Regions from separate parts of the Homo sapiens genome. Here regions 2 and 3 are each linked to region 1. The links are chromatin contacts, found by Hi-C or POLR2A ChIA-PET in ENCODE. All regions are on one chromosome and are shown on one strand. The core of a region is the stretch at or near the end of the contact, and the rest is flanking DNA. Distances in the headings are between cores, read along the strand shown. Region 1 has its middle 26 kb from the start of LINC02304. Region 2 holds the start of LINC02295 (long intergenic non-protein coding RNA 2295). Region 3 overlaps LOC105370651 (a long non-coding RNA gene).

Region 1 (3,159 bases), core at 416-2,915:
CATATTCCTTGGCTCATGGCCCTTCATCACTATGACCTCTGTTTATTTTATCACCTCTTGTCCCTTCAGTCTGACACCCCTGCCTCCCTCTTATAAGGACCACTGTAATTACATCAAGCCATCCAGATAATCTGGAATCATGTTCCCATCTCAACATCCTTAACTTACTCACATCTACAAAGTTCCCTTTGCCATCTAAGGTAACATAGTCACAGGTTTGAGGGATTGGGACGTGGACATCTTTGGAGGGGCATTCTTCTGATATGGTTTGGCTGTGTCCCAACCCAAATGTCATCTTGAATTGTAGTTTCCATAATCCACATGTGTCATGGGAGGGACCTGGTGGGAGGTAACTGAATCATGGGAGAGGTCACCCCATGCTGCTGTTCTCATGACAGTGAGTGACTTCTCACAAGATGTGATGGTTTCATAAGGGGCTTTCCCTGCTTTTGCTCAGCACTTCTTCCTGCCATCTTGTGGAGAAGGACGTGTTTGCTTCCCCTTCCACGACCACTGTAAGTTTCCTGAGGCCTCCCCAGCCATACAGAACTGTGAGTCATTTAAACCTCTTTCCTTTATAAATTACCCAGTCTCAGGCAGTCCTTTACAGCAGTGTGAGAACGAAATAATACACTACCTCAATGACAGTAGGACTGCATTAATGCATTGATAAGGACTGCAGTGGAAGCTCGGAGGTGGGATACCTTATGCAGTTTTGAGAATCAGGGTTTCATCATCTAGAAAGCAAGAGTTTGAATGCACCGATTCCCAAGGCCACAACCTTGAACATTCTGAAATCTACAAAAAGCCAGTGTCTTTCCTACTGTAGTATTTTGGGTTTGCTGAATCTAAGGTCTACTTGTGAAGTCAACATCTTTGCAAGTTATCAATATTAAGAAAAAGGACCCACACATAATATCTGGCTCCCTTCATGAACACACTCTACTATGTTCCCCCTGCCAGCTTCCCCAAAACAGCCTGGGGGCCATGGTCACAGGAACCACCAGCCCACCCTCCAACAACTCAGAGGGACCTTGACGTTGGTTGAGGGGCCCTTGAAAAGGGAATGAAGTGCTGCTGAAGAGCGTCCCCCACCCTGCCCATGCCACCTAGCGGATCTTCTTTCAAACCCTGCATTTCTGAAGGCACGTCTTCCTGTGCTTGGCTGGGTGACTCATCACAAGGAGAAACGTTAGTCACATCAGATGACACATGGCAGCAGCTAAAACGGGAAAAGCGCTCCCTGAGTCATCCCTGGAGCCGGGCGGCAAAGGCTCCTCCTGGGACCATGTGTGGACCCTCCAATGAGGGGGGCCTGGGTCACCTTCACTGAGTGGACAGGACACTCAGTGAAGTTCCAAAGGACACTCAGTGAAGTTCCAAAGGACACTCCGCGTCTTTTTCCTCCAGCTCCTGAAGGAAGCACAGTGAAGACTCCAGCATGGAAAAGCGTGTCCCACACGGCCTCGGCGCCTCCATGGATGATAGGCATGGGGCACCCCCTTTCCTCTGGAAGGTTCTGGTGGGGGGCAGCACACCGTCCACGGGAGCAACGGCCTCTGCATCTGCCCACTGCAGATTCACTTCGTATTTTTAGTTCCCAAACCTTGACATCCAAGCTCCCGCTCTGTGGCTTCCGCGGCAGCCTGGCAAGCTTCCTGTGAAGTCGCCCGCTGCTGAGCTTCCGCACCCTTCCTCCCGCAGAGCCAGCCAGTCATGGAAGAGCGGGATCATCCCGGAAGGTTGGTGCGACAGGAGTGGGTGGTGAGGAAGGCGAAGGCAGCCTTCTCGGAACCTGGCTCCCTGAGACAGGACATGGAAGCAGGGGTGTCCTCTTCTGTGGAACGTCATTTAGCTTCTTCTCACCCATTCTGCAACACACACACACACACACATACACACACACACAAACACGCCACATGTACACATGCACATATACGCACAAATACACACAGTACACACTGTGCATACACATGCGGCACACACAGTACCCACATGTACACATGCACACATACACACAAATACACACACAGCACACACACATACACACATGCAGTACACACAGTACCCACATGTACACATACACACATATGCACAAATATGCACACAGTACACACGCACATGCGGTACACACAAAGTACCCACCTGTATGCATATGCACATATACACACACAGCACACACACACACACACAGTATACACACAGTACCCACATGTACACATGCACACATCCACACAAATACACACACAGTACACATACATACACACATGCAGTATACACAGTACCCACATGTACACATACACACATATGCACAAATACACACACAGTACACACACAGACACACATACAGTACACACACATAGTACCCACATGTATGCATATGCATATATACACACACAGTACACACACATACACACATGCAGTATACACACGGTACCCACGTGTACACATGCACACATACGCATGAATACACACAGACAGTATGCTCATACACACATGCAGTATACCCACAGTACCCACATATACAAATACACACATATGCACAAATATACACACTGTATGTACACACATGCAGTACACACACTACACACATGTACACATACACACATATGAACAAATACACATAGTACACACTCTGTATGTACATGCACAGTGTACACACATGCAATACACACACAGTACCCACATGTACACATACATATGCACAAATACATGCAAATCCACAAATACACACACGTGCACACATGCAGTACACACACATACACTCAGTACACACATGTACACACAGTACTCACACATACACATGCACAAATACACACATAGAGTACACACACATAGTACACATAAATACACACAGACACACATATCCACACATGCAGTACACACATATACATATATAGTACACAGATACATGTATAGCACACACTTGCACACACGCACACATATACACACATACATCTCTACCAGAGATTTTGCATCTGATAGAATAGATGCTTCTCTTTCACACCTTAAGGCATCTAGGATAACTTTCTTTCTTGTTTTCTAAAATTTTTTAAATGTTTAAAATCCTTAATAGCATAATGAAGATGAAGTCTCTGGAAAAAGAGCAAAAAATCTCAAGAAAAAAACAAAAGCAGGCTGACATGATGACAGAGAGGC
Region 2 (3,159 bases), core at 441-2,940, 950 kb after region 1:
AAGTCTATATAGCACTTGGAATCTCACAGGAGTCTTGGCTTTCCTGTTGTCTTTACTGTACTTTGCTTTAACCAACCTGGAAGGACAACATCACCACACCTGTCTTGCAGAAGAGAAAACTGAGGCCCAGAAGGCTAATGGGATTTGTGCACAGCTACTAACAATTGTCCACCTAATGATTTGAATTCAGATAGCTTCTTTAATGCTCTTCAACACAACTTCCTCACTCTAAGTCAAATGTGAGCAGCATTAAAAGAAAATAAAAGTACAGTATTGTACAGAAAGCAACATACGTCATTCATGGCTGTGTGTGTCCATAAATATGTGTGTGTATATATATATGCATGTATATATGTATCTATATGTATGATAAAAAATAAAAATAACAACTACAACAACAAAAAAACAGAACATGGAAGTAAAAAAAGAGAGTGATTTTCCAGCAGGTTCCTGCAGAGCCCTTCTCTTGATTCCTGAGAGGTTCAATTAACGGATGCAAGTCATAAAACAGTGCATTTTCTCTCTGCTATGATGCATTGTTTTTAATCTCACTGCCTTGTATTATATCACATTCCTATAATTCTTCCGACAGGAAAAGGCTTGTTTCATAAAAATATAGTCCCCAGCATTTGAAATATAAGTTCACATGCAAGCAACATATATATCACCAAGCTGGCAAACTAACTCACTTACTTAATCCACTAAACTTCAGGTGCTTTCTATATTATGTGAAATGGCTTGAAACAGGCAGAAGCTGCCAGGACCCATCACGGCTTCTTTGCTCAAGAGAGACAAGAGGAGAAGGGGAGAAGGGAGCGGGGGGAGTGGAAATTCCCTCAGTGGATTCCACAATAACATGCCTTTCATTATCACCCAGTGTCAGGACACTGGGTAATGTTCATTGTGCATGCACAATAAATTACTATTTACCTGGCAGTGCTTTTGATAAGCTCGTCTCCTCACCCCCTTTCTGTCCATGCAGCACAGAGCAGCGAAACCCCTTTGCCTATAATTCTTATTAAGGTGATACCTTTTCTGAATAAGAAAGTACACACTTCCAAAGCTGGCACTCTCTGGGGTTTTTAAGGGACATTGTTTTTATTGGTTCCCTTTTATTTCTTCCACCCCACTGTGTTTTAATGCTATAGTGACTTCTGTGTATACAACTCTCATATTGAAATGTCGGCTGCAGATATATGCAATATTAAAGAGCGCTTATGAATTTTTGACATCTAATTAGTCGCTACCCTGTTAACATGTCAGGACTCAGAGGGATTAGGGAGGCAGCCCTTTCTGAATAAGTTACAGTGAGGCTCCTGTCCTTTTCATGTATTATTCTTTAATGTAGGTGGTGATTATTTGGCTGTGATTAATTGATGAAGCCCATTGGTCTGGCAAGTGGTGCCGAATTCACCATTCCTCACTTTTATTTCTCTCAGTAGGGTTCTGCCACTTAATCGGAAGGACCTGCTTCCTTCCAGGCAATCTCTCTGTGCAGCGTTCTGGGGCAGAGGGACTGTTCTGGGTGACCCACCTAGACCCTTTCACAGCTCTTGGCTCCCTGGTCAGCAGTGGGTTTTGCATCCTGTCTTCTTGGACAAGCCCTGTGCCCTGTGCCCCCTGGCCAGGCATGTCTGAAATGCAGTGGCACCCCCTATACAAAGGCTTCCTGTTGCTCCCCTTTTCTCTCATATCTGATTTTCGAGCCTTGCTTTCTGGTACCTTTAACACCTGTAGCTCCCTGCCTGGCTCAGTTTACTTCTGGGTTCAGCTGCCTGCCAAGACGCCAGGTGACAATCGGGGCTCTCCAAGGCCGCTCCTGCCATTGTCTCCAGCTGTGGGGCCCAAGAAACCACACACGTGAGATGCACAGTCTGATATGGCCGGCTCTGCCCCTCTGGGTAAGTGATACCAAGCTCTAAAAAAAGGCAACAATGAGAAGCGGATGTTGGGGAGAGGGGACCTGCTGGCTGCTGCTTTTGGGCACTGCCCCATGGGTGTCAAACACCCTGCTGTGTGCAGGCAGCTTCCGCCTCCTAGGAACTCTATGCCCACACAGTCCTCCCAGAAGCTCCTGTCCCAGCTCCCTGGGCTCCCACGGAGGAATCCTCTTTCACAGTGGGTTCTTAGGAATGTCAGATCTGATAGTCTTGGATTTGAAGCTGGGCAAGATTTTTAACATTTTAGATAAAGCAAGCAGGGAAATGATTTGTGAGTATAGCTCTGTGTTTAAGCACAGGGAGAGGGAGGTGTTTTCTGCTTCACCGCATGACTCCCCTTCCATACACCCACATGTGCATGCAGGCACACACATGTATACACACAGGTGCATGCATCCATACACACAGACCCACACATGTACACATACAGGCCCACACACACCCATAGATAGACACACACACTCCCAGGTACACATGCAGGTGCACACACCCATGCACACACAGGCATACACAGGTACACACACAGACACACACTCTCTCTCCCACAGCTTTCTAGACAAAGGCTCTGCCATCAGACTTTCGTACCCTGGCCTCCTGGTTTTATGAACAAATAATTCCTTTTTTTGCAAAGCAGAATTCCCCGCCCCCATTATAAACTCCCACCATTCAAATCTATAATTGGGGGAGTAACAGAGCTGTGGCCGACTTATCTTTTTAAATGCACCGACCCTGGACGAGCCATCCTAAAAATGTGTAATTATAAATAAACCTTCACCTATGTCAGCTGGCAGGGTTTTTAATTACTGCACTTGATGTCAATCAAGGCCAGCTCTGGGTATGCATGTTAGGGGGCAATTTCAGAGGAATTTTGCGGACATAAGCTGTTTGCCTTATTCTATTATCTGCATTTAAAAGGGGAGAGGAGGAGATAAGGCGACAGCCAGGAGGGGAGAGAGAAAGAGCAGCTCATGGAAAGAAAATGGTGGGGGAGGCATTTTACCGAGGCTGCAGCATCCTGCTGGGGCTGGGGAGGGCAGATACTGGACATCTCTCCTAACCCAGGGCCCCACACTGCTGGCCCCCTCTTTGTCTCCCAACCCTTTCTTGCAGGAAGATAAGGAGGGAGATGGGAGTGAGGTGTATATTTGCTGATGGAAGGGGGTGGAGGGGGCCCCTGCTAATCATGTGGGGACAAGGCGGGGATGAGGGTGGGGGTAGG
Region 3 (3,159 bases), core at 364-2,863, 530 kb after region 1:
GTATTCCTCAATAATGAAACCTGTATTAATAATTGAATTAGTAATTCAACAAATATTTTGGCAGGCCTACTATGTTTTGGGTAGTGTGTGTGTGTGTGTGTGTGTGTGCGCATGCACACCTGCACAGGACATCTTTATAATTTGCTTCTCATCATGTTTTTTCTAGTAACTGCCCAGCTTGACTGTCCATATCTTTACTGTTATTTTAAAATCCACTTTAGTGGTAGAATGTTACTCTGTCCCCTGGCTGTTTTATTGGTCTCGTGTTGGTCATCCAACCCCAAATAAGCCAATCTAAGGCTTATCTAGGAAATTTTGAGACAGAAACTGGGAAATGGGGTACAGTTTTGTTGAGAAAGTCTGGAAGAGAGAAGGGATATGTGAAGACTTTGGCTGAAGTGTTGGCTACCACATTTCTTATCAAGTAGATATGAAAAACAAAAGGAGAGAGGGGAGGGGGCATGAAAGGATGGTGGGAGGGAAGGAGAGAGAGAGAGAGGGAGAGGAAATAAGGGACATGGACAAAAGCTGAGAGGGCCTGAAAGCACCTGACATGAGGATCTTTTTTCTATCCATTCGTGAAGACTACCAGTGTTCCTTTCTTAAGCTCCCTGTGACGTCTCATTATCTTCAGGATAAACTTCCCTTTTTGCTTCATTTATCTAAGTGGAGTTATCAATGCTGCTTCATTGACCTGACCACCAAAGTTGTACCCTAACAAGTCCTCATTAATCCCCACCCATATGCCACTGGCATGCTGGGCACTGAGAATGCCCAGAACTCAGATCCTGCTCCCAAAGCTTCCTAGTCTAGAGAAGGTGATGCTGTTCAGGGATATTAGTTAGCATATGGGGAAAGGATACTCTACTGGAAGACCTCTAGGAAGAGAAGAGTGAATCTTGAGCTGGGCCAGAGTCTGGAGGCCCCTCCCAGACCTCATGCTTCCACTGCGTCTTAGAGGATGTGTCCACTGTCAGCTCAAAGAATCTGTGCAGACCCAGAGGTGCGAAATAGGAAGGCATGAGTCAGTGAGCATGGCTTGGTTTGGCTGTATGGGGGAATTGATGGATTAAGAACGGGTTAGGGCAGGAAGAGAGGCTGGAAGGGAAGTTAGGGGCAGAGTAGGAAGGACCTTCTAGGCCAGTTTAAAGAGTGTGGGCTGGACCTTGGTAAAGCTTGTTAAGCAGGCCCTCCTGTAGAAGTTGCCAGTGATGGTCGCGTTCCATAGCAGACATTCCTGGAGAAAAGGGAAGTTCACTGTAGAACAGTATAGATATTTTCTATTGCCCTAGCTGGAATGAATATTTGATTTGTAGGTTTTCTAAAAGATTCATCTTGAAAAACTTATATAAATATCCTCTTCCTTCTTCTGCATTTGATAAACCAAAAATCTTCAAATTGAAGGATTCTTTATATTTTTTCAAACAGGTATAAACAGGAGAAAAAGCACTGGGTATAACAACCCACAAAAGGTGATGTAAGAATAAATAAGAAGTGAATAGTAATAGTAGCAGCAACAACCGTGGCTGAGTGTTGAGTGTCCGCCATGAGCCAGGGACAGCGCCAAGGGCTGTGTTCAAGAGAAAGGCACAGTAACAAAACCAACTGATGGGGACTGCGAGGGGAGGGGTGGAGAGAGGCTGCCCGGATGCACATCCTGGCTCTGCCCCTTGCTGACAATGTGGGCTTGCATATGTCACATTAGATGGGGGTGTCTATAATAATTTCCTCATAGGGCTGTCAGGAGGATTCAGTGCAATAATTCAAGTTCAGTGCCGGGGACACTGTTAGTGCTCAGGAAGTGTAAATTATTTGTTCCTTAAAATTAAGAAAAAGAGAAATGATTGATAGATAGATAGATAGGACAGAGATAGCTAGAGAGAGAGAGATAAACATTGATATATTTAAAAATACATCTCTCCATCATATTCCAATGCAACTGCAATTCTACACATTTCTTTCATTGCAAAATTCAGTGTGTTTATATGACATGAAATATCAGTTGTAGACCACCTGAGGGGGAAACCAAGAAGGAGAAAAGCTGACAGTGACTCTTCTTGACTGATATTAAGTCTAAAAATGCTGTGATTTATTGACTATTCTTAGTGAGTACAGATGGCTTTGATAAAATGACTTGTATTTTAGTTTATTACTTCAATGAATATATATTGGATAACATTTGGAAAAATAAAATGAATTTTAAAATGTACTTCTCATGTTAATATTTTAGGTATTTTTCTTCTCATTTCTTTTCATACAGTCATTTTACAAAGGATTGTGAATGCACACACACACACACAATTTTGTACCTTTCAATTCCATTTCATTGTTTGATATTCATTTAAAAACTTTGTATACTTTTGTAATAATATGTCAGATATCTGCATATTATGATTTTATATGGATGATACATGATTTACCTACTCTTTGCATTGGATATTTCTGTTGTTTCCAAATGGTAATGATTTTGAATAGACACATGTTCATACCATTAAGAATAACAGGAGATTGTGGTTAACCTACCCCAGTACATTTACAAACACTCAAACCCAGTCCTGGTATCACCAACATCAAAATTGTATTATATGAAGACAATTTTAGGGACAGCTGCAAACACCATAGCAATCCTTGTTTTTGTCCTCCTGAAGGAAGAGAGTACCTAGGCTCTAAGCCACACATATATAGGTTCAGAATCTGCTACTTTCTAGCTGTAGCCTTGGGCTGCTGCTTGACCTCTCTAAGCATTTCCTTTCTCAGCCATAAAACTATAAAATGTGAGTAATATTGCAACCCTCTCCAGGTGATTGTAAAGATTAAATCACATTCCTTTGATCCCTATGCATTCCAAATCCCACCTACATGATATTCATAGTGCTAATCAGGTGTGAGAGCTGAGTCCAAATCTGATTTCTTTCTGCAGACAGAAAACCTTACGCAGGCAGGAGTGATGTCTCCTTTGTACCTTTTGAACTTAGAACGATGACTGTCGTGTAACAGCCACTTGGTGAGCAGTTATTAAACAAATGACTGAGTATCCCCTCAATATGAAAACTTGAAAAAATTTAGTAATCGTTTGATCGTCTCAGGGAATGACACGGTCTTCATTTTCTATGTCCAACACTACAGTTATGCAGGCGACTGAACTTCTATTGCAGAATA

Evidence for each region. A loop is a pair of places that touch in the nucleus more often than their neighbours do. ChIA-PET counts read pairs that join two places held with the same protein, here RNA polymerase II (POLR2A). Pooled maps may share reads with other maps.
Region 2: a loop to region 1 is called in a map of naive thymus-derived CD4-positive, alpha-beta T cell, with 4 times the contacts of the local background. The contact joins the promoter of LINC02295 here to the enhancer-like site in region 1. A Hi-C loop is called at or near these places in 4 of 168 maps with a recorded cell type or tissue (CD4-positive, alpha-beta T cell, CD4-positive, alpha-beta memory T cell and naive thymus-derived CD4-positive, alpha-beta T cell) and 9 of 50 pooled maps. POLR2A ChIA-PET finds 5 or more read pairs at or near these places in 1 of 52 experiments (CD4-positive, alpha-beta T cell).
Region 3: a map of HCT116 shows a loop between it and region 1 (2.7-fold over the local background). The contact joins two enhancer-like sites. A Hi-C loop is called at or near these places in 1 of 168 maps with a recorded cell type or tissue (HCT116), 1 of 37 single-sample maps with no recorded cell type and 3 of 50 pooled maps. POLR2A ChIA-PET finds 5 or more read pairs at or near these places in 1 of 52 experiments (naive thymus-derived CD4-positive, alpha-beta T cell).

What each region holds. Positions count from the first base shown.
Region 1 is chr14:97,179,331-97,182,489 of GRCh38, forward strand. No RefSeq gene overlaps it. Among named protein-coding and RNA genes, the nearest start is that of LINC02304, 26 kb to the left of the region's middle. RefSeq lists enhancers at 417-1,616, 1,022-1,316. Within about 2 kb of position 1,666, at least 3 of the 41 ENCODE cell types and tissues checked have a DNase peak (open chromatin) inside an H3K27ac peak, as active enhancers do.
Region 2 is chr14:98,134,297-98,137,455 of GRCh38, forward strand. LINC02295 (long intergenic non-protein coding RNA 2295) reads left to right here and starts at 1,691. Exons shown (of 3, transcript NR_184268.1): 1 at 1,691-1,901. The region is part of intron 1 of LOC105370655 (a long non-coding RNA gene); the gene reads right to left.
Region 3 is chr14:97,708,143-97,711,301 of GRCh38, forward strand. All of the region lies in intron 2 of LOC105370651 (a long non-coding RNA gene), which reads left to right. Among named protein-coding and RNA genes, the nearest start is that of LINC02291, 23 kb to the left of the region's middle. Within about 2 kb of position 1,614, at least 4 of the 41 ENCODE cell types and tissues checked have a DNase peak (open chromatin) inside an H3K27ac peak, as active enhancers do.